Regions from separate parts of the Homo sapiens genome. Here all the other regions are linked to region 1. The links are chromatin loops, found by intact Hi-C in ENCODE. Cell type or tissue: endothelial cell of umbilical vein. All regions are shown on one strand. Region 1 overlaps ANTXR1 (ANTXR cell adhesion molecule 1). Region 2 overlaps ANTXR1 (ANTXR cell adhesion molecule 1). Region 3 has its middle 130 kb from the start of GFPT1. Region 4 overlaps ANTXR1 (ANTXR cell adhesion molecule 1).

The links. Hi-C counts contacts between places; a loop is a spot of excess contacts. Peaks named below come from ENCODE experiments on the same cell type or tissue, not always from the same donor. Only the 100,000 strongest peaks of a DNase experiment are listed, where the experiment ranks them.
Region 2: it touches region 1 in a loop (8-fold over the local background); 5 of 110 quality-filtered maps call a loop at or near these places.
Region 3: it touches region 1 in a loop (13-fold over the local background); 2 of 110 quality-filtered maps call a loop at or near these places.
Region 4: a loop joins it to region 1, with 9 times the contacts of the local background. A loop is called at or near these places in 2 of 110 quality-filtered maps.

The regions. Positions count from the first base shown.
Region 1 is chr2:69,158,352-69,166,351 of GRCh38, forward strand. The region is part of intron 13 of ANTXR1 (ANTXR cell adhesion molecule 1); the gene reads left to right. Among named protein-coding and RNA genes, the nearest start is that of MIR3126, 59 kb to the left of the region's middle. In endothelial cell of umbilical vein, no CTCF peak of the experiment used is centred here; a DNase peak (open chromatin) is centred at 4,940; H3K27ac peaks cover 3,618 bases.
Region 2 is chr2:69,028,975-69,036,974 of GRCh38, forward strand. The region is part of intron 1 of ANTXR1 (ANTXR cell adhesion molecule 1); the gene reads left to right. Among named protein-coding and RNA genes, the nearest start is that of ANTXR1, 20 kb to the left of the region's middle. In endothelial cell of umbilical vein, no CTCF peak of the experiment used is centred here; no DNase peak of the experiment used is centred here.
Region 3 is chr2:69,250,312-69,258,311 of GRCh38, forward strand. It overlaps the pseudogene LOC100421347. Among named protein-coding and RNA genes, the nearest start is that of GFPT1, 130 kb to the right of the region's middle. In endothelial cell of umbilical vein, no CTCF peak of the experiment used is centred here; a DNase peak (open chromatin) is centred at 3,730; H3K27ac peaks cover 3,345 bases.
Region 4 is chr2:69,042,762-69,050,761 of GRCh38, forward strand. It overlaps ANTXR1 (ANTXR cell adhesion molecule 1), which reads left to right. Exons shown (of 18, transcript NM_032208.3): 3 at 1,981-2,052. Among named protein-coding and RNA genes, the nearest start is that of ANTXR1, 34 kb to the left of the region's middle. In endothelial cell of umbilical vein, no CTCF peak of the experiment used is centred here; a DNase peak (open chromatin) is centred at 3,660; H3K27ac peaks cover 1,216 bases.

The DNA of each region.
Region 1 (8,000 bases):
CTTCAAAGTCCAGCTTGTTGTTCAGTCCATTTCAGTAGCATCCTGCACACCTTTTCCTCACCTGGGGAGGATCAGCTGCTATCTCACTTGGTTTCCATGGCGTTTTTCTCACACCTGTTTTAGAGCATTTGCTCATTCTATCACAAGTATTTATGTATATATCTCTCACTGTACAGACAGTCCCCAACTTATGGTGGTTCAACTTAGAATTTTTCGACTTTGTAATGGTATGAAAGCTGTGTGCATTCAATAGAAAGCATACTTCAAGTACCCATACAACCATTCTGTTTTTCACTTTCAGTATAGTATTCAATAAATTACATGAGATAGTCAATACTTGATTATAAAATAGGCTTTGTGTTATCTATTTTGCCGAAGTTTAGACTGATGTCAGTGTTCTGTGAGCACATTTAAGGTTGGCTAGGCTAAGCCATGACGTTCACTAGGTTAGCTATATTAAATGCATGTTCAACTTATGACATGTTCAGCTTACAATGGGTTTAATCTGGACATAGTCCCATCATACATCGAGGAGAATCTGTACCATGAACTCCTCCATGGCGAGGAGAAACTAGTCACAGAAACTAATCCCAAAATATGGTACAGTGCCTAGTACATATTATAATTTGTGTATTTTCCAAATCAAACTAAAAACCTAAGTCTTCCTAGGGGAAGAGTGTTCGATGCAGAAGGAGCCCACAGACCTATGGAACTGTAATGAGTGGTTGTGTCATGGGGGTTTGTATTATCCTATTTCATGACTTACATGTATGTTATATGCAATATTTTATATGTATCTAATATTATATAACAAGGACATTCAAATCAGTTTCTTAAATAAAATCCTAGAAATAGGCCCATTTTATTGAGAGGTTAATGGTATATGAGAAACCCCAAGTGAAAAGATCTTAGCATATTTTGCAAAATGAAAAAGTTCTGAGCAGGGCACAGTGACTCGCACCTATAATCCCAACACTTTGGAAGAGCCGAGGCAGGAGGATCACTTGAGCCCTAGAGTCTGAGACTAGCCTAGGCAACATGGTGAGACAGCATCACTATTTAAAAAAATAAAGTTCCGGAAATTAGTTGCATAATTATGTGAATATATGTAACACTACTAAACTGTACACTTAAAAATAATTAAGATAATAAGTTTTATATTAAGTTCTTTTAACCACAATTAAAAAGAAAAAAAAAATCCTGCTTTTAAAGCTGCAATTTTTCTGCAATCCAACTAGTTAAAACACCACACTATTTAGGTCAAATCAAATCACTGTATTTCTGTTCATATAACAACAATTTTTTTTCAGTATTTTGGGAGAGGCTCATGTCCATGCATTCAGAATTTTTTCCTATATAAACAAAATTGTTCTCCCTGTCTTGTTTTCAGTGGCCTTATAGGTATCTTATGAACAGCTTTTAAAGAATTACGTAACAGATCACTTTTAATTCATTTAATTGAATTTCAAGGATAGTTCAACAAATAAGCCCACTGGACATCTCCAATGACAAATTGCAAAGGGCAAAAATTAATCAAAAACTTGATATACCTTAAGTGGAAATAAAAATAAAGCATTAAAATAATGTTCTTCGCACCGTTAAGAATAACATTTAATTTGTAGGGCCAGACAACCCAAGCCTAACATCACCAAAAGGATTTACTGACAGTTTAATAAAAACACAACTGGGACAGGCAACTTCTGATGCAGGCATCTTGGGCCTAATACTGATTGTGCCTTCTTGATCCTGTTCCAGCCTCCACCCATTCCCATATGGACACGCCTCAGGCTACAGCTGACAAGATTATTTCTCGTTAGCACACAGAGCTCTGCCATGACCTGCCCTCACCTCTGGAGGGCAGGTACACCACACACCTCACACACCCATTTTTTTCTCATCTCTGGCTTCCCTCATCCTTTGTGGGCTGCCTGATAACCCCCAACCCCCATGCTTATGCCTGCCGGTGAAATGGAAAGAGGCGAGTTGTTGTCAAAGTCGACTGGGTTTCAATGCCGCATCTTCCTCTTCTGGTTAAAGGATTAGTCCAATCCTTTAACCTTAATTTCCCCCGTGTGAAAAACTAGAAAATTGGAACCATATTGTCTCTAAGGCTGCTTCCTCATATTCGTACCTTCTTTGAGTGAATCTGCTTCTCCCTTTCAAGATTCCCTGGTCTGTGGTTTTCAAACCTGGTTGCATACTGAAACCATCTGAGGAGTTTTTATATGATACAAGTACTCAGGGGCAGCATTTCCAAACTATGTCAGGGCAATCATACCCTGCAAGTATGAATAGGGGCACTTCAGAACAAGAGGTATTTAGACAGTGAGTTTTAAAGACATCCTTAAACTAAGTTGAATCACTGCCTTTACTGCAGGACTTCTCAGAGTCATTAATAGGATAATTTGCATGTGACTCTTCAAATTTATTTTGACCCTAGAACTCTTCCTTGGCCTGTCACTACCTGTACTCTCCCAAACACTTATTAACATACTGACATCTGGAAGGACACCAGTATTCTGCCAAATACTATTTGGGAAACACAGTCCTAGAGAACGCTGAAGCAGCTAAAAGAGCAGGTTCCTGGATCCTAAGATGCAGCCTCTTTTGTGCCCTCCCTGGAGGCTGTATCAATATCAACAAGCTTGAACATCTTGTGAACATCATCAACTCACCCTTGTTCCTTCTGTGCCCTGCTCAGATCCCACTGACACTACTAGTGTCTAAAAATCGGCTTTCCCGTAACCCAGGCAGAGGCCAGAGGCTGCTCCTTCAAGCCTCAGGGAATCTGAAATCATGGATTTATTTTGCTGTTTCACTTCACAGACTTTTGCAGTGACACTGGCATACCATCTGATGGAGACCATGCACAGCCATTCTCTCACATTACCATGTGAGTCCCTTAGGCCCTGTGGACTAATGGTAAAGCTCCTGCTGCAACTCTCACTTTAGACAGTGATGAATTGGGCCTTTTAAATAGTCTCAGTCTTAAGGGAGATGAGATGAGAGACCAAAAATCATTTGAAATCTGAGTTCCAAATTGGAGGGAAAAAAAGTTGACCTCATTTCTTTGAAAATTTCTGGTACCACATTCCAAATTAACACCCTTGGTACCATCCTTTGCTAAACTTTTACAGTGTAAAATTACTGGATTCAGGCAGTCCTTGGCCAGCATTAACCCACCCCAATCAGTCATGAGGTCTCTATTCAATTGATGCTGTCTATACAGTGGAAAGATTCCTTTATCCTCCATCAACTAGCATCTCATCTCTCCTGGATGTTTTCCATATCAAGTTGCCTACTTTCCCTTGATTTCTTGACTTCAATTAAAAGAATACTTACAAGGTTTGGGAGCCAGAATGGAAGGCTAGAATGTAAAAAGGGTCAGAGCAAGCATCTCCTTCTAGCTGTGACATTAAAGCCCTTATTAGATGGCTTTTCAGATCTGGATTGGCATTTCTTCTATACATAACTCTGTTCTGGTGGCTTCTCATGCAGAATTTAAAAGGCCAGGGGGGCAGCAGTTGAGCCGGCTTTAAGAGATCAACCCAGAAGTCCCCCAGGACATACAGTGCTTTAAATCAAAGGCTTCAAAAAAGACCTTTGTCATCTAAATACAGGCACATTTATTTGAGCTAACCTCTGAGCGTGCAGGAAGTCATCATTTGTGGAAAAAAAAAAATCCATTACTATTGACTGACAATGCAGCAGACTCCACAGCAAAAGAAAAACAAAAATTCCTGGAAAAAATAGAATAGAAGTTGCCTTAAATGCATAGCCAGGCTCATGAGAAAATAGGAGATGTTTCCAGGGCCCAAATAAAGCAGGATCTGGAAATCAGATGGTCATCTGACCCTAAAGCAGTGGCTTCCTGCCTGAGATTTTCTTATCTCAGTAACCTAGATGTTTGGCTTAATAGCCTTTCATGGGCCCATAAAAGTTTGGGAGTTGAAATTGAGTCTTCTGCCTAAAGCTGCCTAAAGCCTTGAGTGAAAGATGGGCTATGGGTTTGATGTGGGTGTGTATGTTTGTGTCCCTAAGAATTCATAACCTCTGAGAGGTCTAGAGTTCAAACTTACACTACTTGAGGTTTTGTAAATTGGAAGCTGAGAAAAAGTTTGGAAATGCTTAGGGATCTGCAAGAGGAAACCTGAAACCTCTGGCAGGTTCGTCCCTCAACCCAGGCCTCATAGAATTTCCATAGGTAAATGCCTACTACACATGAGCTCACAATCCCAAATTACCAAAAACCCAAGGAATATTATTTATTACTTGGGCCCTTGGGATTTTATGATACACATGGAAAGCACAAAAGACCAGAGAAAGGATGAGGAAGTCAGTCCCTGTCAGCACTATTCCCTTTGCTCTGTCCAAAGTTAACAATAATTGTTAAATAGCAGATACACTGAAAATTCTCTGTGTATCACCATTTCTCCTGTAACATGAAATGTGTTCCTGAAGATATGACTGCATTATGGAATTTTGGCCCATGAAAATAATAGGACTAATGGGGGAAATGGGTTCAGAGCAGAACATTCAAAACTGTGCGATCTTACAAAATAATATATTAGGTTGGCGCAAAAGTAATTGCGGTTTTTGCCATTGAAAGGAATGACAAAACTGCAATTACTTTTGTGCCAACCTAACGCTAAAAAATAATAAACTCAATAAAAATGCCACCGTTTTAAACACCTTAAATTCTTAATAAAACATACTTCAGTAAATATGGCTCTTTACCTTGATTTTTTTTAAATAAACAGGTGAAGTTTCTTAGTTGACGTGAGTCTGATGCAGCACCGTGGCTTTGAGCTACAGAAACAAGACGGAAGGAAGGACATTCTTAGGGCAAAGTGTCACAACACAAGGGGAGATGGCTATGACTCAGCGTCTTGTTATTCCTTCTGCACTGGCTTAAAATAGAATTTCAGCTTTTGTTGTGTTGCCAGGTTCCTCTTTTCATGTAAAAAAAAAAGCAATTTGCGTGGTTCCAAATAAGACTGAAAACCATGAAAGTACTATTCTGCTGCTCTCGGCATTACCTCCTTTTCTTCACTCCATCACACATGCCTCTAATCCCCTCTAAGGCAACTGGTGGCTCCTGTGAGTTCCATTCTCCTTTCTTTGGTTTTTCAGCATGGTCTCTGAGGAAGCTCATTTGGGTTTCTTTATGCCCATTGCTCTCACAGTATCTCATCTTCTCTTATATCTTTACAAACATCTCCTGCACAGGCTGAAGGCTTTCCTCCCTCATTCAACCCCTGCATTTTTCGAACCAGGACACACGCTCCTATTGACAGTGCTATGTAAAAGGTTTTTAATGAGGAAAAGAACACGCATTCAGGAGCGCCATACATGCTGGACTTGCACAAGGACACACCTAAGTGAGAAAGCAAATGAGGTATGCCTGGTTTCTGCATATTCCTCCCCAGGTCACTACTGGTGGCTGGGCAGCATTTTCACATTCACCTGATGTTACTCAGTGGCGCCGAATACTGTCACCTCACACTTTTAAATGTGTAATGGTTAATGTTATATGAAGTTGACTATGAAGAACAAAAGACGAAAAATGTACATTACCTTCTCCTTTACCTTGCAAAAATCATATTTTGAGCTGGCACAGTTTTGCAGTTTAGTGATTTTAATGCCCTGTTTAACTACCACATATGAACAGTCACAAGTTACATATCTGTGTTGGAACAAAACAGACTGTGCGTGTAGTTTTCAAATTTTCAGAAAGTCTTCTTAGAAATGAATTTCGGATACAAAACTGGAAAATGGAGTCTATAATCACAGGGCAAGTGAATTTACATGGAAGCCTGGGTTAGGGGATGAAAGGGGGTATAGGTGGTATCTAATAAGATGGCACAATTAACCGTAAGGCCAACCCGTGACTCTGATTAGATTCCCATGACGCAATGCATCCAAGCATCACAGCCCACTCTTGGCAGTTGGGACTTTCAGCATCTTAACTACTGAAGAAACATTTATATGGAGGGTTAAGAGACCAGAATTGAATCTTGTAACATGTATTAAGTGCTTATTTGAGAGGCAAGGAAGTTTATTATAATCAGAAATGCTTCCTTTATCCCTCCCTTTTCAGGAACACACACTCATTTATTCCAGAAATAGTGGCCGAGTAACAAACACTAAGCTGTGTGTCAGGAGATAAGTATGCCCATGTCTTCAAGAGCTTACAGTCCAGTGCGGAAGACAGAGGAATAAACACAGTTCAGTGAGTTTGTTGCTAACAGTGCAGACAGAGAGAGATAAGATCCATGTCCCTAATTCCCAGGGAGCCATCTGGCTGGGATTGTTTCAGGGCTGGATCTAGAAATCCAGGCCGTGCCAGCCTTGTATGCAGATGACCACAAATTCACATCAGTGGAAGCCAAGGAGTACCTGCATGCAGAGCTGAAAATTTACTCCAGAAATAGTTCTATGTCTTCCCCAACACAGGACGGGAGGCAGTGGAGAGCCCAGAGTTCCTGACAATGGAGCGGGGACACCAAAATTTTTAGAATGAAACAGCTTCAAAGCTGGTCTTTCTAATCAGCTATAAGCAAGTCTCAACAGAACACTCATGGGAATGTCTGACTTGAAGCTAAACATAGCCCCTGCATATCTGACAGAGGTATGGGGCTCCAGGAAATAAGCTAATTCACAGTTCTCAAAGTGTGGTCCCTAGACCAGCAGGTACTTTGTCAGAAATGCAAGTGCCCCTCCCCAAACCCACTAATGAGGAACTCAGGGGTGTACCCCAGAAAGCTGTGTTTTAAGAAGCCCTCCAGGTGATTCTGATACTCAATAAAGTTTGAAACCACTGAGCTAATTAAAATTAGAGGACAAATGCTTCATTTCGTTAATAAAGGAGTTATCTGAAGCAGCTCTCTTGGACTTTGTCTAAACAGCAGAGATGCCTGTGTGTCAAGGAAGTGTCTCCTTTGCAGCAAGAGACCAGCCCTTCGGCAGAGAGGACTTGCAGGAAGTGCCCTGCATTCAGCTCATGCAAAAAGGACACGGAGACACAAAAATACAACTTAAGAAGAAAGGGGCCAAAAACGAGTCCCCTGTTTTGTTCCATTTCTCATGCCATGAGATGAGCATTTGTCAACAATGAGCCTGTCTATACAGCTTATCCTATTAACCAGTCCCAGTCACAGAGTGAGGAGACAAGAAAGATGAGGAGGGGAGATGTGAAGTTGTGGTGGAGGATTTCTCAACAAGGTGACAGAGGCAAAACAGGGGACCACAAGGAATCACTAGGCCTGGCATTCTTTTGCTGCTAAAGCAGCATGTGGGCCTGACTCGCGGCTTCAAACGGAACGTCTAGTGAGCCTGTGCAGCCGTCATCTGGTAGGTGGGAAAGGTGCCCATGTTGAGAACTAGAATGACAGCATCCTTTCTTCCACTGCACAAGACTGTAACAGTAGAGTTAGCAAGTGACAAACACAACGGCAAGGATCAAAGCCTACACATTAAGAATCAAACTTCAATACTGCTAGAGAAAAAAGAAAAGCAAAATAAACTCATCAGGTGCTTTATCTCACTTTAACAATTTCTAAAATCAATTTATAAAGCCATTTATAAAAAAATAAAATGAATTATTAGAGAGCGCTTTACAGAGACCCAAATGGTTGAACTTAATTCATAAAACCAAAATAGTTCAACTTCCCAGGCATGAAACAGGCCCTGAGAACACGCAATCTTTCTACTCTATTCGTACTATGCTGACTGCATCTCCACATCTTCCATCATTACTATTTCCAACAGCCAAACTCAGGAGTGCACATAAAAACTGGAATTTGTTTGACTCAATGAGAATTTGTCAGTAACATTTCAATTTGATCAGATTCTACCTGGTCTTTTCTGACTTTCCTTTATCTATGCAATGATCGTCATCAAATCTGACCCTACCTCATGTCAGCCTGAACAGAGACGGATAAAGTCAGAATTAAAGTCACTGGTAAGAGAGGAGAGGAGATGCATCTCCCAACACACAG
Region 2 (8,000 bases), 130 kb before region 1:
GGAAGGCCAAGACGGGCAGATTACTTGAGGTCAGGAGTTCGAGACCAGCCTGGGCAACATGTTGAGACCCCCCCCCCTCCATCTCTACTAAAAATACAAAAATAATTAGCCAGGCGTGGTGGCGCGTGCCTGCTGTCCCAGCTACTCAGGAGGCCGAGGCACAAGAATTGCTTGAACCCAGGAGGCAGAGATTGCAGTGAGCCAAGTTCACACCACTACACTTCGGCCAGGGCAACAGAGCAAGACCCTGTCTCAAATAAAATAAAATAATGAGTAAAGAGAAAAGTAGGTCAAAGACTAGATCCAGGATATCTAATATCTAATATATATATATATTAGATATATATAGATATAGATATATACACAATAACAATTCTGGGGACAGAGAACACTTATAAGAGATACAATAAAAAATAATAATAAAGGAAGATAATTTTCCTGAGCTGCAGAAAGATTGGAGTCTTTAGATTTGGAAGATTTAGGTAAAATACTCAGCCTAATTAGTTTTTTTAAATGGTCTACAACTTGTACAATCTTCGATAATTTCTTAAAATATAAGAATAGAAAAGTCTACATTCTTCCAACAAAGAAAAAAAAATAGGCTCAACAAAAAGGAAAGTGAGATTCAGACTGGCGTTAGTTTTTTTACTCTACACATTAAATGTTCCAAAAAAGCTCAATAATTATAAGGTTTTGAGTGAAATGTGATTTTAAAATTCCTTAGTCAGGCTTTAAAATGATACACATTTTAAAATTGTATTACTTACTGAAAAAATTACCTAAAAATATTGACATCGGAATGGAAAATATATGTGAAAAAATATATAAGAAAAAGACATGGCATAAAAGAAACAGAAGGAATGGCTCTAGAAAAGTTAAGAAGTCAATAATAAGGCCATCAGTGAGACTTTGTAGCAAAATATAAAACTGAAAGAATGGATTGTCAATAGAGAAAATGAAAAATGTAAAATTTTTATGCGAGGTAGCAAAAATCACTCATATTACATTTACATATGCAAGAAGATGCGGTTTATTCTTAGCTCCCAAACTCCTCTTTTCTTCCAAGTCCACCTTCTGGGTAGCAAGAGGGAGGGAAATCCATAAATTTTGAATCCAAGTTGTGATAATAGTCCATTGTGGTGATTTTTTAAAATCCCTTTAGGTAAAATGCTCAGTCTTTCAAATGTTGCCTTTCCCTCACCAATAGAATCTGGGTATTTGAAGGAGATGGATTTGTCTCTGTGAAGGAGTCCTTCGATTCTGGACCAGTTGGTTTCATGGAAAGTTCTGTCACATCTTCAAGGAACAGAAAATTTCAGTACTAGTGTTAAACGCATACAGACAGCAGGAAAAAATAGTTTCTCAATTCACTTTATGAAGCTAGCATAGATCTAATAACCATATCTACCAAAGATAATACCTTCATACACAAAACTTCCCACCAACTTCTGAATAAAAACTTTAAATTTTAAATTAAATACATATTGTTAAAAAACTAACAGTATAGTAAAGGAATAATATCCTAAGACCAAGTAAAATTTATCCTAGGAATGCAACAGGGCTTCAATATTTGAGAAATGTTTAAGATAACTCCAATTTTTTTGACTGCTGAAGATAAAAACTGTATCTCAGCAGAATCTGAAAGACATCTCTGAATACTTAAGCATTCAAGGATATATTCAAAATATATTTTGAACCCTATACCCTACAGAGAATAAACTTTCCTTTCAAATGCCCATGAAATATTTATTAGGTCACAAAGAATGCCTCCATATATCTCCCAAGGCGCAATTTTTCCAGTCTGCATTATCGGCAATAAATAACAGGAAATGAATAGCAAAGTACACCAAAACTTCAGCTATCAGGAAAAAAAATACAGATTTGTATATTATCTTGTCGTGAGAAAGACATGACAGTGAATACAGAAATTTAGAAAAAAACGAGTCTGAAAGAAAGTGATTGTCTGGGACATAAGCTGGCGAACTATGGCCTGCAGCCTGTTTTTGTAAATAAAATTTTATTGTAGTACGGCCACATTCATTTTGTTCATGTACTATCAATAGCTGCTTTTGTGCTACAAAAAGCAGAGTTGAGTAGTTGCCACGGAGACCACATGGCCCCCAGAACCTGAAATATTTACTGTCTGGCCCTTCACAGAAAAAGCTTGCCCACCCCTGGACTAAGAAAACATTTGCAACCGAATATAAAATGGGCCAAAAATATTGAGACCAGGGTCAGCTTCATGGGCATGGGACCTGTGCAGTCAGCCACCCAGGGCCTCTCATTTCAAAGGGCCTGGCCCTTGGTTTAAGGGCCATCTTGCCATCTTGAATTTTGTTAAGTTTTGAACAAGAGACACTGCATTTTCATTTTACCCTAGGTTCTGCAAATTATGTAGCTTATCTTAATTGATACAAAGAAAAATGAACCATAAATGTGAAAAAATTATGGCTTATAGTTAAATACATCCAAATTAAAACAATAGTGAAATCAGTTTGTCCTTCCTCTGCCCACCCTCACTGCACAGTCTAATTACGTTGATGTGGGGACAGTCTATAGGGTAATTGGCTCCTAGAGAGCCAAACATGAACCCCTCATTCTTAGCATCTGTCCCTCCCTCTCTCTTTTCTTTTCATAATCCTCAGATAGCAAAGGGCTTTCTGTCCCTCTGCTGTACTGCCAGCCTAAGGCATGGATTTCTTCACCAAATGACACAAGAGGAAATTATGTCCTCCTTATATTGTGATCTTAATCCTCCAAGTTTTGTTCTTTAACTGCTAAAGGAATTTAGAAAATCTCTCTTTGACAAAGTCTTGCTTCCAAACCAGTTGTCTTGCTGCAAAAATCATATTTTGAATTTCAAATGTTAACTTTTTCCCCTTTTCTGCATCACTGCTGGAAAAACAGAATCCCCCACTGCTCCAGGGTGGCTCCTGCCAGATGGATGTCTCCGACTGACCAGGGTCACTTTCTGTGCAGTTGCTAAAGAGAAAAGCACAGTACAAAGTTCAAAATATTACCCCCATTATGTATGTAAAGATATTGTTAAAAAATATTCATCAGAATTCTTTTATAATGGTGAAAAAGTAGAAGCAACTCAATGTACAAAAAGGAATTATAGCTATTATAAAGTTATAATTGTACAAGTTATAAAGTGGAGAAAATGCAGATGTTACAAGTGATGTTGGGAAGGATTAGTGAATGAAATAAAAATTTGTTCATAACCATAATGACATTAAGTGAAAAAAGCAGAGACCATAACCTGTAAATACACAAAGTGAAGATGCTTGGGGAAAAGTCTGAAAGTAAAATCATTGCAGTGAAGGCAATGGTTCTATCTGAGCTGTGGGATGATGGGTGATTTTTATTTTCTTCCTTTTGTTTGTCTTTCCCTCCTCTCTACCCACCCCCCCAAAATTTCCAACAATGGACCTGCTGCTTTTGTGATACGATATTTGTAAACCCTCTCCCTTGGTGCCCTCATTCTGCGTCACTTCCTCCTAAGTAACATCATCCACAGCCACTCTCACCCGACGATGTTGACCCATCCCCCTTTGATCTTTCTGGGGGATGCAAAGTGGCTACTGTGGCTTCATCTCTGTGAATCTGGCGAGTGTGAGGAATGGAGCCGCAGCTGTGCATTTCAATTATGGGAAATACCTTTTGGGTTACTAACCCATTGTCTGTATTCTTAACAACAGTGCTTTTGTGTTGAATCTGCACCAAAAGTACCAATAGTTGATATCAGAAAATGTTTTTAGGGTTCTCCTGGTGTACATGTGTTGTGTGTGTGTGTGTGCATGTGCCTGTCGAAAAAGGCAGAGTGGAGTTGAAAGGAGTGCATATTTTGCTGTAATACCTTTTTGATCATGATCCACAAGAAAAATACATTTTATATCTTGACACAGTACATATACAATACTTATGTGTAATTGAACAAAAGTTAACACATAACATTCTTTTAGTTACTGTATGCAGTATATTCTGGTATTTCTATTCTATTCTATTTTTTTAATGTTAGCAATGTCCCATGACATTGCTTTCCCAAATCACTAATAAATTCCATTCTGCAGCTTAAAAATCATTGTTTCCATAGGCATCAGTTAGATATACTAACAGGATATTTCATCACAAGTCAGTCGAGTGGGGCCAGGCACCCTGTCCTGGGGTCTCTGTGACACAGACAGGAGCAGAGCGGGCAGCCCCAACTCAAAGTACAGTGCTCAGTGACTAGGTTTGGGTCTGTATTGATGTCTAAAGAAGTTGGAGTGGAGGCAAAAGTCAAGGTCAAGCTTTTTGAGCAAGAGGGAGGTATGGCTGTGACTTGAAACAGTAATAGGAGGACAAAGCCTGAAGGCCTGGGCCAGGTTTAAGACTCCAGGCAGTCAGAGGACAGGGCAAGGCTAGGAGGAAGCAGAGGAAGGCATTGCCCTCAGATTATTGTTCAGTTACTTCCAAGGGTCTAATATGCAAAGAGTAGAAGCAAAATAAGAACTCCAAATCTCATTCTGACTTGTCTTCTAAAGGGCACTCTTTTCTTTGGAAGAAGCTGGGGAGGGAGCACAACAGCAAATGAATGCAGGGTCTCTGACAGCAGAATCAAGTGTGAGTCCCACTTACATGCGCCTGAAGCTGCTGAACATGTCTGTATCCTTCCAGGATTGGGACCCAAGTGGGTTGCTGAGGACATCAGTGACTTCAACTGGGTGGGGCTAAGGACAAGTAGAAATTGGCAGTTTTATAATTTCCATCCTTAGAGCTGCTCTGCTCTTCCAGGATTAAAAGACTCCTTGGTGATGGTTCCAACTGCAAACTTTCTTTTTCCCTTTTATTCTATTCTAATCTGTGTGCAAAAGAAGGGAGGATAATTTAAATTCATTTTGGCCAACTTGATTCTTTCTGACTCTGGTTGTATGTGTGGCTAATGGAAAGAGCCTGTGTTTTCTAAGGAGCTTAACCACAGGGAGGTTTGGAAACTCACATAAACAGAAAAGAATGCACTTCAGAAAACAAGTCAGAATGAGATTTGGAGCTCTTATTTTGCTTCTACTCTTTGCATATTAGACCCTTGGAAGTAATTAAACAATAATCAGAGGGCAGTGTCAGGTTCCATGCAGAACCCTGCACTGGGAACACACAGTGAGTGCAATGTCACAAAAATTTCTTGACTTCTTATCATGTTCCAAACACAAGAGAGAGCATAGTAAAACAAAAATAAGAAAGACACTCTGGAACTGCTTTCAGCAACAACCTTCTGGGTCTAGTAGTGAAGACTGGTGGCTTTCCCTCCCCATGGTCTAGTGAGCCCTTCTCCAAGGCCAAGTCAGATGGTAGTGTGGGAGGACATTGACTCTGGTTTTGAGTGGACCCAAGAGTATTGAAAGAATCTTCAAGCACAGAACTCTGTAAGACTATCTTCAAGCAGAATTCCTGGGAGGCTACTTGAATTCCAAATTCTGCTGAGATTTGTGCAGTGAAACACAGGCACAAAATCCCAAGAAGAGGTCTGGACCCTCTGTGCCATTCTGAGACCAAGTTGACCTATAATAGCCTTCAGGGGCTAGAACTGCATTTGAGTTAGGATTTAATGGAGTCGAAATTAGGGACCTTTTACATCCACTGATTTCTAGAACGTGGCACTGCAACTCTCTGTGACTACAGCTTGCCCAGCAGTTACGTGTTAAAGGCAGTTCTGGAAAAAAAATCTACAACAGAGTCCAATGGAACACTTTCTAGTACTATTTATATTTGGGCTTAGAAGGTTTTAATTTCCACCTGCAGCTTTGGTGATAATGAGTGGGTGGGCCATACTATCTGAAGATGGTATCAGGACTCCATAGCCAGAGTTTAAGGTCATTGACTTATAAAGAGACTGACATGATAAATGGCATGTTCTATACATTGTAGGGTGGAAAGAAACTGGAATTGGATCCACTTTCTGCCATTTCCCCCAGCCAACACCTACCTGGTTGTGACCAGGAGTCCACTTAGGTCTTCAGGATTGAGAGGAAGCCCAGGGTCTGAACTACCCTGAGTCAGTTATTCTGGCAGTAGCTACTAGGGCAGTTTCCACACCAGAAGATCAGTTACAAGGCCAAGTGCAGGTGAGACATACGTGTTTCAACAGAAAGTCTAAACTGAGTCATAGACCCAGCAAATTCATCCCTATGCAAGAAGGCAGCGGGGGGCGGGGTGGGGGTCTGGTTGAGGTCCCAGTGGTCATGGATAGGAAGTCAGCTGGGATTGGTGGGTGGTGGTGAGGCAGGGGAGAGGACTGTGGCATCAGACAGGTAAGCCTCCTGCCACTGGGGCTTTGGGTTAAAGAAATATAAGCAGTACCCCCAACAAGTTTGCTGCCATGCTGAAACCATAAGCAGCGGACACAGGGCTCTTTCTTTCTCCAAGAGGTGGTTTGATCTTGCGCTAGGACAATGCCTGCATGTGTGGGTTAAGAAGTTTCGGAAATAAAGAGTAGAAGGAGTCCAAGGTGCAGATCGAGATACCCCTTTACTCTCTTTTTCCTTTAGCAGCTGAGGCCCCTTGGAATCCCAGGGTAACCCAGAGAAGACAAACCCAGTTTGGTTCCTAGAATCTTAGAAGTTTGTGGTTTTACCTTTGATGATTGAGGAGGCAGGCTATGTACATCTCCAGCGTGGCTCAAAGGGTGTATATTTTGGTCAAGGCTTAAATAATTGTGTAAAGAATGATCACTTACATACATGAAGTGACAAACCCCAGCAGCGACAGGGCAGCTGTTAGCAGAGGAGCAAGCCTGTCATTGCCTTTTTGCCTCCAGTTTTGTTTTAAAGCTCTCATTTTATTTTCTTCTTCAGAAAATTCAGCTTTTGCCCATTAGCAAGAGTTTTGATGGATGTAGACTTTTGTCAACACCCAAGGATATATTTTGGATCTTTCCCTATATCTGGCATCAACAAATCAGGTGAACATCAAAATGGTATAAACTTTACATCAGTCAGATAGAAGTATAGTGAAAATGACATGTTTTAAGAAAGCTGGAAGTATGAATTATCATTGGGTGACACTTTTCAATAAGTAAAGGAATGCAAATTAATTTGTGGCTGTGAAATAGGGCCACTCCTTGAGAATGAGGAAATATTAACACAAAAAGGATTTACTTCAAACTCTTGCTCCTTAAACAGGGAGTCAATAATAGTTTCCCAATTCTAATTCAAGTTCCTATTTCACCAACACATTGCTTCTCCTCCTAGTATAATTTCCTGATTTTATTCTTTTATTTCTATGGGTACATAGTGGATGTATATATTTACAGGGTACATGAGATGTTTTGATACAGGCATGCAATGTGAAATAAGCACATCATGTAAAATTGGGTATTTATCCCCTCAAGCATTTATCCTTTGTGTAACAAACAATCCAATTATACTTTTTAAGTTACACTTAAATGTACAATTAAATTATTATTTATTATTATTGACTATAGCCACCCTCTTGTGCTATCAAATACTCGGTCTTACTCATTCTTTCTAATTTTTTTTGTACCCATTAACCATCTTCCCAGTATAAATTCCTCCCGGCAGAAATTCTCTACCGATGAGGAAATTGGACATGGGATAAAGGAGGTTTGGAGATTCCTCTCTAATCATTAGATATCTCACCCTACCCCCTCAGTAACCAGAATTTCAAAGATTAATTTTTCTGGTTGTATGGACCAAAACACAGCATTGCATTTCAGAAGTGGCCACTAATGGCCAGTCTTTAAGGAAATCTCTTGATTCTAGTGGAAAGGGGTTGTAGAATTCTGGATTGGCAATGGCTTATAGGCAGTCATGTGGCATATCTTCTGAGGCACCTGGAGAGCATTGGGCCATCTCTGCCAGATCACCACCCAGGACCCCCAGGGCCAGAGCATCCACCCTATGGCTGAAGGATGGCACCCTGGACCAGTCTATGTGACCTGAAGTATACAAGTGAACCCTGTCCAGGAGGATGGCCAGGTCTTTATGAAAGAAGATTTCTAA
Region 3 (8,000 bases), 92 kb after region 1:
CCTGGCCTCAAGTGATCCTCCTGCCTCAGACTCCCAATCGTAAATGGTTTTGAGATAATGGGTTAGAAATTTGAAAAGAAACAGGAAAAGCTGGAGCCCTACCTCACTCCTTACACCAAAATAAATTCTAACTGAATTTAAGTGTAACAAATAAAGCTAGAAAAGTACTAGAATTGTGAAAAAAGTTTTCTGTGTGGTATAAAGAATGTTAAAATCCTACATATTGTTTGCATGATCAATCAACTTTGTCATGAAATTGCTTGAAATAACCCTGAGTAATGATCCAATGCATTAAGTTGAACAAAGGAACCATTAATAACGGGAATAAGATCATTTATCAGGTGCTAACTGTGAACATGAATTTGAGATCCACCGTTTTTCACTAATCTGTCTTCAGATAAATCTGTTTTGTGGAGTATCACTTAGATACAAAACAATCAGAATAATACTTTGTCCATCTAAATACATTATAAACCAGGTGTCACTTAACAGTTACTATATATTTGGTATAAGGTTATAGAGTTGGCGTATGCCAAACATGATTTTTATTCTCTTTACAACTGTATTGTAATTTTTATGCTGACTACAATTGTATTGTGTTCTTTTCAATCACCACACCCCATCCCAAGTTATCATATCTAAACAAATTAGAAGCCTTATGATTCCACCACTGTAATCTTTTATTCCTTTCTCTTTTTTTCCTCAAAATTCAAGTAGTCACTAAGTTATAAAGATTCTTCCTTCTCTACTTAAGTTGGGACATTTTAGTTTTTGGAGTTTGAAAGTATGCATCTCCTTTACTTGGTTTTAAGTGCCATTTCGCAGTGTACTTATAAAGCAATTGCTGAGCTAACACAATTTTCTCTGAGTCACTTGAGAGCTGAAAGCAAGATTCTGTTAAAAGATATTCAGTTAATTGTGCACATTCAGTACTTTAGCCAGCATCTTTAGTTGGGACTTCTTTGTAAACATTAAAATAGATGCAACTCATAAAATACATTTTCCTTTGGGTAGTTAAGTAGTTTACATTCTTACAAAGGATTTTTAAAGTACAAGAAATGCTGGTTGTGAGGGCTGAGTGCAGAAAACATTTCACTTTCTTCTGAAAAAGAAGTTGTAAGACAAGAGAACTGTCAACCACCTATGATGAGTCCCTTCCAAAAATGTGCACCCCCAAGAGTAGCCAGGAAACCCTATACAGCCCTAACTTCACATTTTTTTAAAATACAAGCACTGTGTGACATTCGCTTCCCTGTGAATCCCACCCCAACTTTGCAGGATACAGAGTCCATGTCTTTTTGCTTAGTTTTACTCTTAACATTATTTACAGGACGCCTGTAAATGTAAAAGACTTGTGTGAAATTAATGATAATCTGCGTTTCCAGCCAAGCTCCTGTGGAGATAAATATTCCATGCAAACCCAAAGTGTGGTTCATAAATGAGATGAGGCAGAAGCATCCACATTGATCTGACATTGCAGGAAGGGGCTTCTCCTGGCTGGGGTGGACTCTGTTCAATTCCTCTTCTTCTAAATGGTGGCCAAGATGGTGGGTCTCAAACCTCAGGTGAATAAACCCATCCCTAAGGGGAGTAATGTAGGTCCCAGTCTTCTCTCCAGGAAGAGAAATACTTTTTCCTACTTCAAATGGGCATTGTAAGCATTTGCCACAAATAATCCTTTCTGATGCCATACACTAGATTGCCTTCCCCACTCTGGGCAGAATTGGGTGTTTATGAGCATTTCTGGCCATTGTCAGTGCCTGTGTTATATTTGACCCCAGTGATGTAATCACTACAAGAAATAAGACTGCAAAGCTCCAGGAGATTTTGATTCCACCTCCAATACTTGTCAGACACTTTCACTTGCCCCATGAAAGCTACCTCAGCAAATGCTCACTCTCAACAGGCCCTGGCCACTCTACATGTTACTTCTGTGACTGTTGGTTTTCAGTGCATTCTGATGTTTAGATCGGCGTTTTTATAGGCTCCTTCAATATTTGCTTTTATGAGATCCTTAAAAGAGAATTATCTCTGTTTAATCTTGGACCATTAGTAAAAACGAAAAGTGATCCTATCACTATGTCTTAGTGTGATTAGTTTTTTTAAAAAATTTAACTTCCTTAGCAATTTAGCAATAGGGAGGAAAAAAGCAACATCATTAACCTGATAAAGTGTATCTACCACGAACCTACAGGAAATATACTTAACATAAAATATTTTTAAATATTACCTTTACAATCAAAAAGAAAAAGATTCCAACCATCAGTGTTATTGTCCACCTTTGGTCCTAGCCAGTGCAATAAAACAAATGAAAGGAAAAAGTAATTATAATTATCAGGAAGAAAAAACTGATTTGAATATAATTTACTATCTAAAAATTCCATGGAATCAACTTAAAAATTATTAGAACTAATAAGAGTTGTCCAGGTACATGGAAAACACTATCAATGATCAGTTAGGAAACAAGTTATTCATTCATTCATAATAGAAAAAATTATATATATATGTGTGCATGTGTGTGTATAAATTAACCAGAAATTAACTATAAATAAACCTAACAAAAAATGTGCAAAACTTATGGAAAGACAACTATAAAACTTTAATGAAATATTCTTAATGGAGAACTATACTACATTCTTGAATGGAAAGAGTTAATATTGAAAAGAATTCAGTTCTCTCTCAATCTACAAACTCAACTCGTGCCAATTAAAAAAAAAACTAGTAAGATGTCTACTTTCAAATGCTGATTCTAAGTTTTAATTAGAAAAGAAAATGGACAACTATAGTTAATATATGATGATAGAACAGTTTTCAGAAACAGACCTGTAAATAAATGGAAGTTTAGTTTATCATAATAATAGCATTTCCAAAACTAATTCTTTAATAAACGACTAAGTAGTTGGGAAAAACAAGATGAAATTCCTATCTCTGCTACATACAAAAATAAATTCCAAATGGATTAAATAAAAGCAAATGCATGCCAAGTTTTCTTGCTTCTAATTAACAGTGACAGTATCCCTTAGTAACACTGCCTTATGAATGGAAGTTTCTTATAATCTTGCCAATCAGAGAGATCTCATCTCCCAGAAAAGAGTGGAGAGAGAAATAGAAGGGCTGAAAGGAGTTGTCTTCTCTCTAATTAAGGCAGGAATAAGGAGAAAAAAAGAAAAAGGGTCCTTCCGCTGCCCATACTCTGATACTACAGTAGAACATATATTATTGTAACCTCTCCACTAACAATCTCATGCGTAGGGTGCCTCTCACATAGTAATCAGTGAAAAAACTATTAATAGTTATAAGTAATGAGTAAATAAACTTATAAATGAAGAATCTCAATGTTTCTAAATGCTTAAGCAAATCAACAATAGACATGGAAGCTATGTATGGGACAATGTTTTCTTTCAGGAGCCAAAGGTAATAAACAAATTCCCATTTTCCTATTGCCTTTGTGGAAATATTCAAAGTGCTGACTCTCACTGGGTGGTATTGAATGAATTCCTCTGAAAATTCATTAACTTTGTCAATTTACTGGATTACTTTTCAACGCATGCACATTCTTCCACAATCTATGTCTGTTGAGGTTAAGTCCTTTTTGCATTTGGCTTGAGAGGAAAAATAAGAATCGATGCCAAGAACTTGGGGTAGGTGCCAGAAGAAAAAACAGTGCCAGCCCTGGCAGTCGTCAGAAGACTGAACTCCAGTTTGTCTCATCCGTTTATCAAGTGTTCTGTCACAGGACCGGATCCCCTGCCATTCTTTGAATGCGTAGAGCAAGACTCAATGGTTGGGTCATGGCTCACTGAGGAAACAGTAAGATTCCAGAATCAAGAGTCAGGCTGTTGTGATAACTATTAATGCGTCATAAACAAGGCAGCTGTTGATCTGTAGATTTATGTTCTGATATTTCACAACTGCCAGAAAGGGCTTTGTTCAGTCTATGAGGAGGAGGTCTCCTCTCTTCTGCCCGCTAAGCATGTGATCTGTTAATTCAGTCACAACTACTGCTGGCATTACTAGTAGATTATAGAAACTGATGCTCACTTTATTTTTTCCTTCTTTTTTAATTAGTGCTTTATTTTTTGAAACAGTTTTAGGTTTACAGAAAAATTGAGGACGTAATGCAGAGTTCTTACATCCCCTATTCCCTGCACACAGTTTTTCCTGTTGCTAACATCTTCCATTGGTGTGGTACATTTGTTACAACTGATGAATCAAAACTGACACATTATTATTTACTTTTTTCTTTTTGAGACAGGGCCTTGCTCTGTCACCCACGCTGGAGTGCAGTGGCACAATCATGGCTCACTGTAACCTCAACCTCCTGGGCTCAAGCATCCTCCCACCTCAGTCTCCCAAGTAGCTAGGACTACAGGCACATACCACCGCACCTGGCTAATTTTTGTATTTTTTTGTAGAGAAGGGGTTTCACCATGTTACCCAGACTGATCTTGAACTCCTGGGCTCAAGCAATCTGCCCCCCTCAGCCTCCCAAAGTGTTGGGATTACAGGCATCAGCCACCACACCCAGCCCACATTATTATTTACCAACGTTCATAGTCTAGTACATTAGAGTTCACTCTGTGTTGTACAGTTCTGTGGGTTTTGACATACGCACACACATCCACGTATCGTACAGAATACTTCCACTGCCCTAAGTATCCCCTGCACTTCACCTATTCATCCATCCTCCTCCTCTCCCACAAACCCTGTAAACCCCTAATCTTTTTTTTTTTCAGACAAGGTCTTGCTATGTCACCCAGGCTGGAGTGCAGTGGCCCAATCATGGCTCCCTGCAGCCTCAACCTCATGGGCTTAAGCAATCCTCCCACCTCAGCCTCCCAAGGAGCTGGGGCCACAGACACACACTGCCATGCCCAGCTAATTTTTTTATTTTTATTTTTTGTAGAGACAGGATCTCACTATGTTGCCCAGACTGATTTCAAACTCCTGAGCTCAAGAGATCCTTTTGCATCGGCCTCCATGATTTTTTTTAACTTCTCCATAATTGGCGATTTCTAGAATGCCATATAGCTGGAATCATGCAGTACATAGGATTATTGGGTTGGCTTCTTTCACTTAGCAGTATGCATTTAAATTTCCTCCATGCCTTTTCATTGCTTGATATTCCATTTCTTTTTTTAATTACTGAATAATATTTAATTATCTGGATGTATCACAGCTTGTTCACCCAGCCATCTACTAAGGAGTACTAAGGCTGACTTTCTAACTGATTTGAACAGCCCATAGAGAGGAATCAGTGGGGAAATTTGTGTTTTCAATTAAGTATTCTAAGGTTTTTTATGTGTGTATAAGATACAGGTGGTGAGAGGTGAGTAATGAACGTCATTCATTCATTTTCCCAGCTCCAAAACAAAACCTCTTAAGCATTTTAATTCTTCTAGTCACTTTTATGTATATTAATTTTAACAATTAAAATTATACTATAAATACAAGTTTCTACCTTGTATTTTTTACTTAATATTATGAAAATGTATAAGGACAGTTTAGGTATTTTGCTCTGATCCCCTCTTCAAGGTATTTTCCCCTGCTACCCACCCCCAGCTACTGGGAATAGCAGCTGCTGGCAGCTCACAGCTGCATCCCTCACTAGGACTCGCTCTTGGCCTTAGCCAAGTTTATGCCCCTCCCAGGGTGGGCCCATGGCCAGTGACTGGCTAGCGCTTAATACAAAGGCTTGGACCCCTTTCCCCAAATTGGGGAATACTCAGAACAGCCATGCCAGCTCCAGAGGTCAGCTGAGGCTTCCATTGTAACTGTATCGCAAATCAGCTTCTCCTTCCACTCAATCTTTCCTTCTTTAATTCTAATCTCTTGAGAGCATTTCCTAATACAGCTCACCAACTCTGTGTCTGTTCCCAGGGATCAAATACAGTTGATATCAGAAATAGTCCTTAGAAGCAGACTCTTTCATTGAATTCTAGATCACTTACAGCAATTACTTGGGCAATGGGGACCCCATCACCTGTGGTAGGTGGGGGATGGAGAGCCCTTAGAATCCTGTTGTGGTGCAGTTATTAAAATTTTCACAGGTGGTGAGCTGGGATGGGAAACCAGTGGAGGGAGATGCACTCGCTGGTGCAATATATCTGGTATTCAAAAGGTATAAGAGATGGTAAATATAAGGGCTATGGGATTTGAGGGCCATTGCTATGACTTGATTCATTGAAGAAAGATACGACAGACTCAGTGTCATTCATCATCAATTCAAGGAAAAATAAGAAAACTAGAAGGTCTCTTGGGTAGCATTTAAGGAAACCCCAACCTGCTACAGGTAGAGGACAGCAGAGCAGAGATCCAACTAAGGACTTCATCATAACAGTAGTGGAGCTTCTGGCCGGGCGTGGTGGCTCATGCCTGTAATTTCAGCACTTTGGGAGGCTGAGGCAGGGGATCATTCGAGGTCAGGAGTTTGAGACCAGCCTGGCCAACATAGTGAAACCCCATCTCTAGCCAGGCATGGTGGTGTGCATCTGTAATCCCAGCTACTCGGGAGGCTGAGGCAGGAGAATCTCTTGAACCCGGGAGGTAGAGTTTGCAGTGAGCCGAGATCATGCCACTGCACTACAGCCTGGGAAACAGAGTGAGACTCCACCTCAAAAAAAAAAAAAAGAAAGTAGTGGAGCTTCAGAGAGGGTTGAATTCCCAACACCAGGAAGTCTCCTGTGTCAAATTCGGGGCCCTACTAAGGAAGCAGTGGGACCCTGATTCCCCTACACTTGTTGGGACTATAAAAGAAGCCCACTCCCATTTGTTAGAGGATACTGCCTCGGAAGTCTTAGCTAGAGCAATCAGACAAGAGGAAAGAAATAAAGGGCATGCAAATTAGAAAGGAAGAAATCAAATTATCCTTGTTGCAGATGATATGACCTAAAGACTCCACCAAAAAACTATTAGAGCTGATAAACAAATTCAGTAAAGTTGTAGGATACAAAATCAACATACAAAAACTCATAACATTTCTACATGTCAACAGTGAATAATCTGAAAAAGAAATCAAGAAAGTAATCCCATTTACACTAGCTACAAATAAAATATCTAGGAATTAACCAAACAAGTGAAAGATCTCTACAATGAAAACTATAAAACATTAATGAAGGAAATTAATGAAAGAAAGACAGCACCAAAAAATGGAGAGATATTCCATGTTTATGGATTGGAAGAATCAATATTGTTAAAATGTCCATGCTGCCCAACACAATCTACAGATTGAATGCAATCGCCATCAATATACCAATGACATCTTTCACAACAATAGGAAAAAAACAACCCTAACATTTATATGGAAGCACAAAAGACCCAGAATACCAAATCTCTCCAGAGCAAAAAGAACAAACCTGGAGGAATCACATTATCTGACTTCAAATTATACTATAGAGCTATAGTAACCAAAACACCATGGTACTGGCATAAAAACAGACACATAGACCAAGAAAACAGAACAGAGAACCCAGAAATAAATCCATACATCTACGGTGAACTCATTTTCAATGATAATACCAAGAACATACATTGGGGAAAGGACAGTCTTCTATAAATAGAGCTGGGGAAACTGGATTTCCATATGCAGAAGAATGAAACTAGACCTCACCATATACAAAAATCAAATCAAAATGAATTAAAGAATTTAAGTTGGCAAACTATGAAACTATGAAAGAAAACATTGGGGAAACTCTCCAGAATATTGGACTGGGCAAAGATTTCTTGAGCTATACCCTACAAGCACAGGCAACCAAAGCAAAAACAGACAAATGAGAACACATCAAGTTAAAAAGCTTCTGCAAGGCAAAGGAAACAATTAGCAAAGTGAAGAGACAATCCACAGAATGGGAGAAAATATTTGCCAACCATCCAGCTGACAAGGGATTAATAATCAGAATATATAGGCAGCTCAAACAACTCTATAGGAAAAAATCTAATAATCTAATTAAAAATGAGCAACACATCTGAATTGACACTTCCCAAAAGACACACAAATGGCA
Region 4 (8,000 bases), 120 kb before region 1:
GCCAAGGTCTCACCCAGGGATGACCCAGAGGAAAAATCCAGGAGCACTCTGCAGCCTTTAGTCCACTGGATGCAGGGGTTTCATTGGATCCAGACTTATCCTTCCTTGAAACTCTTTCCTCCACTGGCTCTCATTCTGCTTCCATCTCACTGGCCTCAGCCAGCCCTTCCCATACTAGTGTTGGTTTTGTATTTGGCTCACTTCCCTCCTCACTGCTGACACTCTCTCTGAACAACTTTGCCCACATCAGTACGCTGAGGACTTCCAAATTATGCCTCTAGCCTAGACTTATATGCCAGTTGCCTCTTGGAGACCTTTATTTTCCACATTTCAAATTTATTATTTCCAGAGCTGAACTTGACAGAAGGGGAGCAGTATATAATGTGGCAGTTAGGAGCCCAAGTTCTAGAATTAAAACACTTGACTTCAAGCCCCAGGTCTGCCACTCCCCCACTGTGTAACCTCAAGGAAATTGTTTCATCTTTCAGGGCCTCAATTTCCTTTTGTGGAAAATAGGAACTGTTAGTTTGATATGAACTATCAGGATTGGTACTATAGGTACCAGTCTCATACAGTTGTTCAAGTATAATGAGATCATACGTGCAAATCACTATGATCTCACACATGGTAAGAACTCAGTAAGGTTGGCCATTATTATATTATTATAATCATTATGATTGTTGTTATTATCATTTAGGACATGGTGTCCTGCTGCCCCAGTGCTGGGGAAGTAGTCCCAGGCAGCACGGGGTCATGGACAGAAAACTGAGATCTGTTTTAGGGACCAATATTCAATTCACCAGGTATTGCCTGAGCTCCTATCAAATATTAAACACCATGCCAAGGGCTTCCAAAGATGCATCAGGCATTTATTACCATGTGGTAATAAATGCAGACTTTATCCTGGAGACAGTAGGAGTCATTGGAAATTTTATAGCAGATAAGTGACAGGTTCTAATTTTTGTTTTAGGAAAATAATTCTGGGAGCAGTGTGAAGAGTGAATTGGAGCAAAGAACCTTCCTAGGCAAGACGCCAGCTAGGAAATTGTAGTGGTCAGACGATTGAGGCCAGGATCCTAAGCTAAGATACGGGAAGTGAGGCAGGTTTGAGAAACACTTGGGGAACTGGAACTACAAGGTTCAGAGCCCGATCAGGTGTGGGAGGTTATTGCATTGTGAAGAAATAGATTGATGCTATGACGGAAGAACAAGTTGGACACACAGAACGGCATTGCATTGCTGAATCCACTGCAGTCTGATGGTCCATCTTGCAGACTGAGAAACAAGTTCGTCCTCAGGTGAGAGTGCTTCTGTCTCCAGAGTGTGACTCTTACATTGAGAATGCTCCTGAGCACTGCCATATAAAAACCATGCCAATTTATTCATTAATAATGAGAAGTATGACTACCAAGTGGAATAGATATTCTTATGACCAGTCAGCACATTCTCTCCTTATAGGATAATCTCCTTGGGAAGCCAAGGAGAAATTAAAAGTTGATGGTGATCCCACTTTCAGATCAAAGGGAGTTTGTTATATAATGTTAATAGCTGATGGCATCAAGCTGCAACTCATCATTAGAGAATACACCAGGCTACCGTGGAAACATTATCAAATTTTACCTATCGGGATCCCCTTTTATAGACACCATACAGATTGGTCCCCTTGTTGGGACACACTTCAAACAGAACACAGGGCAACAATGAAGTTTATCATTCTTACTCGTAATCCACACTCACTAAGCAATGATATCAGGTCAGAAGCAGCCTCAGGAAGATCCAGTGTGTCTTCTCTTTGACCCACACTTCAAGTCCACTGCTGGCTAATCAACACCCGCAGCACCAGCCTAGGAGGCCCCCTGTGGGTTATGGGTCTTCAGTTCTGGCAGCCGTGATAGAAAGGGAAGGACAGGGAGGGAGCCTGAAGGGAGTGGCATGCGCAGTCTTATTGTCTGTCCTAATAGAGCTTCTTTTCCTTTCCAGCCCACAGTTGAGAATGTCCTTTATTGTTTTCTCCACCCGAGGAACAACCTTAATGAAACTGACAGAAGACAGGTAAGGATACTTCTTATCTCTGTTGTTAAAAAGTCCATCACTTCCTGAGTAGCCCTGAGATTTGTGCTCTGGTGCCAGCCTTGACCTGTTGATCACTTTAATCTAATAGTTCCTTCTTTTACCCTAAGTTTTTAACCTTACGTATGGGCACATGGGTCCTGCTGCTAGTTCACTCTTCAGTTACTTTTGATAGAATTTCCTGATATTGGTGAAATTTTATAAATGATGAAATTACATTAAGATAAATCTCACATTTGATTGTTGATTCCATCTGCTAACTTGGAGCGAAATGTTGGCAAACCATATTATTGGGGGACTATATTTTCTTTTACTTAAGTTAGACTTATTTTGGATTAAGGTTTCAGATACAAGTGCACTGTGAGACAGGTAAGAGCTTGAAATATTTACTGTTCATAATTACCCAGGAAGGGAGTAGAAAGGGAGGGCTTATGGTACCACAAAATAAAAGGAAATTTAAATAGTGTAAAAGAATGTTGTTGATACAAAGAAGTTAAACTAGGTAGATCTAGCTTAACAAAAGTATTTTAGGATTTGCCACATTTTACTTGCAGATGAAAACTAGCAATAACAGAGTCATGTCATTTATTCATAGTTAGGATGGTATACTAGAGAGTGGAGAGGATAGTCTTCCCCCATTTATGAAATTGTACACTTTTTAAATAGTGAGATGGCCCACATGAGAGAAGCACCATGGGGAACACATGTGGGATTATTGGGAGACTCATATATGGATGTGTTGGAAAAAGAAAAGGAGGAAGGGCCAGTACAGGGGGGGCAGGAAGACTTTATTCTCTAACGTTCTTATAGAAATGAATATAGGACTAACAGGACAGAGTAAAATTTTCTAGCTGAAGTCAGCAAACTTGAGCTAGTCCCTATTTTTTTTCCCATGACTTTGTTAGGATTTGTAACAGAAAGAGTGCTCTGTACCATGTAGGAGTTTTCAAATCCTGTTACTCCTTCAACCTGATCTACTATATGCATGCATTTCATTCAAAAAAACAGGAGTTTCTGATCCCTTATTAACAGAAGGAGAAACTGAGGCCATGTCACCTTCCCAAGAATAGCAAACAGAACCCAGACCAGACCCAGGCTCCACATTCTTTCCAGTTTACCTTGCTGCCTTCTGTTCAACAGAGAATCATAAAATCCAAGACACTTGTGTGACTTGCCTTCAATACTGGCCAAGGATTTTAAGAAGCTCTGAGAAGGTGTCTCTGGCCATCTCAAGACTCCTCATCTTGCTCAGTCTTTAGATGATGCCACCCCTTATGCAGAGATGTTTTTTGTTCTGCGATGGGGAGCTAAACACCCCTCTCGCCTGTTCTTCACATCCTCCTACAACCCGAGGCTTCCTAGTGCAGCTTCATGCTGTCCATGCCCCATGCATAAGAGTTTGGCCAAGAGACCAGGTTCACACATCACTTGCAGGTGCTTTGTGTGCTAATGCTCACAGCTTCTGGGAAGTTGACAGGGTCAGAGGGGTCAGGGATTTATAAACACTATCAGAATGCCAAGTCTTCCAGACCCATTGTGGTTTGTTATGCTTGTTGGAATTAGTCATCCTCTGAATCTACTGGGAATCTAATTTTTGTGTACCTTAACGTCACTACTGCTAGTTTCCTGTTCTGAAGAGAAAACAGAGGGTAGAGTCCCTGGTTTGCTGGAAGCAGCATTTTGTATGGGTCAAATGTGCATCAAACAACAGCCAAAAATGCCTTGCTGAAGGCTGTGTGGATTTCATGTGGTGACTGCTTGGCCTAGGTCAGCTGGGAAAGCACAGCATGGTTTATGGACACACCCCCAACCTCATCAGCCTATGGAAGAAATGTGGGCAAGATCTCTCTGAAACTCTTTCTCAGGAGACTGGCTAAAAGAATCAGGCTTTCAGATCTTCCAAGCTAGTACTGCTTCTGAAATATATGACTTGCAGTGTTTTAGTTGGGCACAGGAATTTGTATTTTTCTATCTCACTTGATTGTCACAATATCCCTATAAAACAGTAAAGGGTCCATTAAGATACCTGTATAATACTTGAGAGACCTTATAGAATTAAGAAAAACTTGTTCAAAAGCAAGACATGAATTGGCAAAGACTTTCATTTCAGCAAAAGTTTTGGGTAAATCAAAAGAAATAATATCAAAGATATACGGCTGATCCTTGAACAACATTTTGAACTGAATGGGTCCAATTATACACAGGTATTTTTCAACCAAATGCAGATCAAAAATACAGTATTCGCAGGATGCAAAATCCACATATATGGAGGGCTGACTTCTAGTATATGCAGGTTCTGCAGGGCTGTCTGCAGGACTTGAGTGCATGGATTTGGTATACTCAGGGATCATGAACCAATCCTCTGCCTATACCAAGGAATGACTGTATTCGCATTCAGTTCTTGGGATCAAATACACGTAGGGTAAAGCTATGAGAAGATGAAAAAATAGAATGGAAAATAAATATAATGTGTTAAGATATAGTAAAGAAACTCCAATTAGAATAATAATGCCTACGATTTGTGTCTTTTATCTGCAAGCACTTTATCCTTTTTTATTTATCCTCATATAACCATTGTTACTCTATTTTCTAATGGGAAGGAACTATGCGGTCATTTGAATCATTGTTATATATGGAATGTGTCGTTTTTCTCTGTTTTCACAGTTTCTTCTTTTTTAGTTCTTAGCAGTTTGATTATTTGTGTGGGCATGGTTTTCCTTCAGGGTACCCTATTTTGACTTTGCAGAGCTTCTTGAATCTATAAACTTGTCTGTCACCATATTTGGGGAGTTTGCAGCTACTTGAGTTGGGGGGGGAAATTCTGGACCTCATGGTAGTGTGGGTCATTTCTCTAGGTTTAAATTTTCCTCCCCAGTCCACCAGTTTTGTTTACCTTCCAGTCTACTTGGTTGCTTTTTCTGTTGTAATCAGCAGGTGATATAGGCAGTAGCAAGCATACTCTATCTTGGCTGCTGCTACTTCAATTTTACAGATAAGGACACTGAGGTTCAAAAAGTTTAGGTAACCTGCCGAGGTCAGATAGCTAGTAATCTGCCAAATTAGTATTCTGATTCTGGATTCTAAATTTGGTCCAACTCCTGTACTTTGTACTGTATCATGTTGCTCTTCCAAGATTTCCTGGCTTCATCAGTTTAAATAGTTGATAGATTGTAACAAAGTTTGCAGGTCACTTCCTTAGTATAATAGAGTATACAATGTCAATTTAAGTACTGTTAGAATAAAATGATGTTAACTACTGCATATGAGTCCCTGGATACTCCAAGGAGAGTCTTGTTCTTACATTAATTGAAATACTTCAAATGTGTCATCATTTAGAAATAAGAAATAAGACCACGTGAAGGAAGTTCAACTATTCATTTAAAAAAAAATAGATGCTCAATTTAATCAAATGCAATTTTGCCTTTTGTTAAGATGGTGATATTTTTCCTTTACCTACTAGTACACTGAATGTCATAAAAAACATTTTTAAATATTGGATCATTCTAGTATTTCTGTATACATTTGGTTATGATATATTCTTTTAATGTATATCTGAATTCTGTATTTTTAATATTATTCAGAAATTTAGCACCCCTATTTATAACTGTAATTGGGCTGCCATTGTCCTTTTTATTACTACCTTTCTTTACAGTACTTTTGATTCTTTTTTATTTAAATTAGTACTTCTTCTAGAATTTATTATGATATAAGGTACAAGGTCAACATCCAGTGTTTCTTTCCCCGATTGATTAGCCAGTTCTTCCCACACCACTGTGTAATAATCTTTTACCAACAACTTGAACAGTTAAACTCTTTGCTAGGCTTGGGTTCATTACTGGATTTTCTATTCTGTTCTGTTTTTCTGTCTGTTTCTATAGTTGGATCACATTGTTTTAATTAGTTTTAACATCTGGAGGACCAATCTATCCTCATTTCTAATCTTGGGTGAAAATCTCCTTGGTCTTTACTGGATTTTTCCAACCACATACATTTTAAATAATTTTTTATGTTCCCAGATATCCCTGGGATTTTCACTCGAACTGTGTGAAAAATACAGATTAACTCAGCAGCAATGGCGCTGCATTTTCTCTATACTTATTTTCTTATTTAGGGATATACCATGTCTCGTTTACGTCCCTCAGTACGATTTTGTTTTTTTCTTCAAATTAGTCTAATTGTCAACATTTTTTTCCCAGGCATTTTAAGTTGCCTCCATTGTGAAAGAAATGCTTTGCTGTTGTATTCTCCAAACTGTCATTCTTCACTCTTGACTGGTGAACCTATAGTTTGTGATCCATGGGCTTCTACTGAACTCCATAAAATGATTTACAAAAACGTGCATGTCAGTGGGTTTTCTGTAGAAAAGACCATGCATGCAGCCCCCATCCCCATCCCCTGCCAAAAAAAGAGCTTCAGAAACATTAGTTTTGGGGAAAACAATAGGTTTCTAACAGGTTTTTTGTTGATTTCTTTTATTTTTATTATTTTTATTTTTTTAAGAGGGAGTCTTGCTCTGTCACCCAGGTTGGAGTGCAGTGGTGCGAACTCAGCTCACTGCAACCTCCATCTCCCAAGTTCAAGCGATTCTCCTGCCTCAGCCTCCCTAGTAGCTGGGATTACAGGTGCACACCGCCATGCCAGGCTAATTTTTGCATTTTAGTAGAGACGGGGTTTCACCATGTTGGTCAGGCTGGTCTCTAACTCCTGACCTCAAATAATCCACCCACCTCGGCCTTCCAAAGTGCTGGGATTACAGGTGTGAGCCACCACATCTGCCTTCTTATCCCACCACTTTAATGAAACATTTTATTAGTTCTAATAGTTTTCCAGTTAATTTTTAAGTGGTTTTCCAATAAGGTGATTGTAGTATCTGTGATTAATTCTGTCTTCTTTTCTAATATTTATAGCTAGTATATCTTCCTGTGTATCTTCTTACATTCTAAAATTTTCAGACTTTAATTCCCAATTGGGTTTTACAATTATGCATTTTATTGGATGCTAACTTCATACATTTTATCTACTTTGTTAAGGAAGGATTCTTCAAATGCGAGATTATTAAAACTTTTTATCTGAAATAGTTGTTATATTAAATACCCTTTTGCCATATCAAAATAGTTATATCTTTCTTCTATTTCCTTTGACCTGTCTGTAAAAATTTTAAATCAAAAGCTCTCCTAATGGGCCTGGCACAATGGCTCACACCTGTAATCTCAGCACTTTGGGAAGCTGAGGTGAGAGGATCGCTTGAGCCCAGGAGTTCAAGGCCAGCCTGAGCAACATAGGGAGACCCCATCTCTACAAAAAATAAAATTAAAAATTAGCCAAGCATGTTGTCACACCCCTGTGGTCCCAGCTACTCAGGAGAATGAGGTGACAGGATCGATTGAGGCATGGGAGGTAAAGGCTGCAGTGAGCCGTAATCATGCCAATACACTCCAGCCTGGGCAACAGAGTGTGCTGTATCAAAAATAAATAAATAAATAAATAAATAAAAGATTTTCTAATGAAAAACTAACCTTACATTCCTACAATAAACTTTATCATGGTTTGCTATGTTTTTATTGTGTTTCTGGTTTGATTTAAGCTGAAAGATATTACTTATCAATATTTAATATTGAGAGTATTCTGGGGCTTTATTTCATACAATCTCTGTCAGTTTGGGAGTAAACGGATTACATGAGCTTGGAAAAATGAGTAGGCAATCTTGCTGTAAGCTGCAGAATTGCTTAACTAATAAAGAGAGCAAACGTTTGTTCAAAGTTTGATATAACTCAGAGGAAAACTATCAAAGCCTAAATTATTATTGAAGAAGCTCTTTGACAGTTACCTCAGCTTTTTGTGTTATTGCTTTTATCGTGTTTTCTAACTTGAGAAACAGTAGAAATTACCAATATGTTGACATTTTAAATTTATCACGTATCTTTTTAATT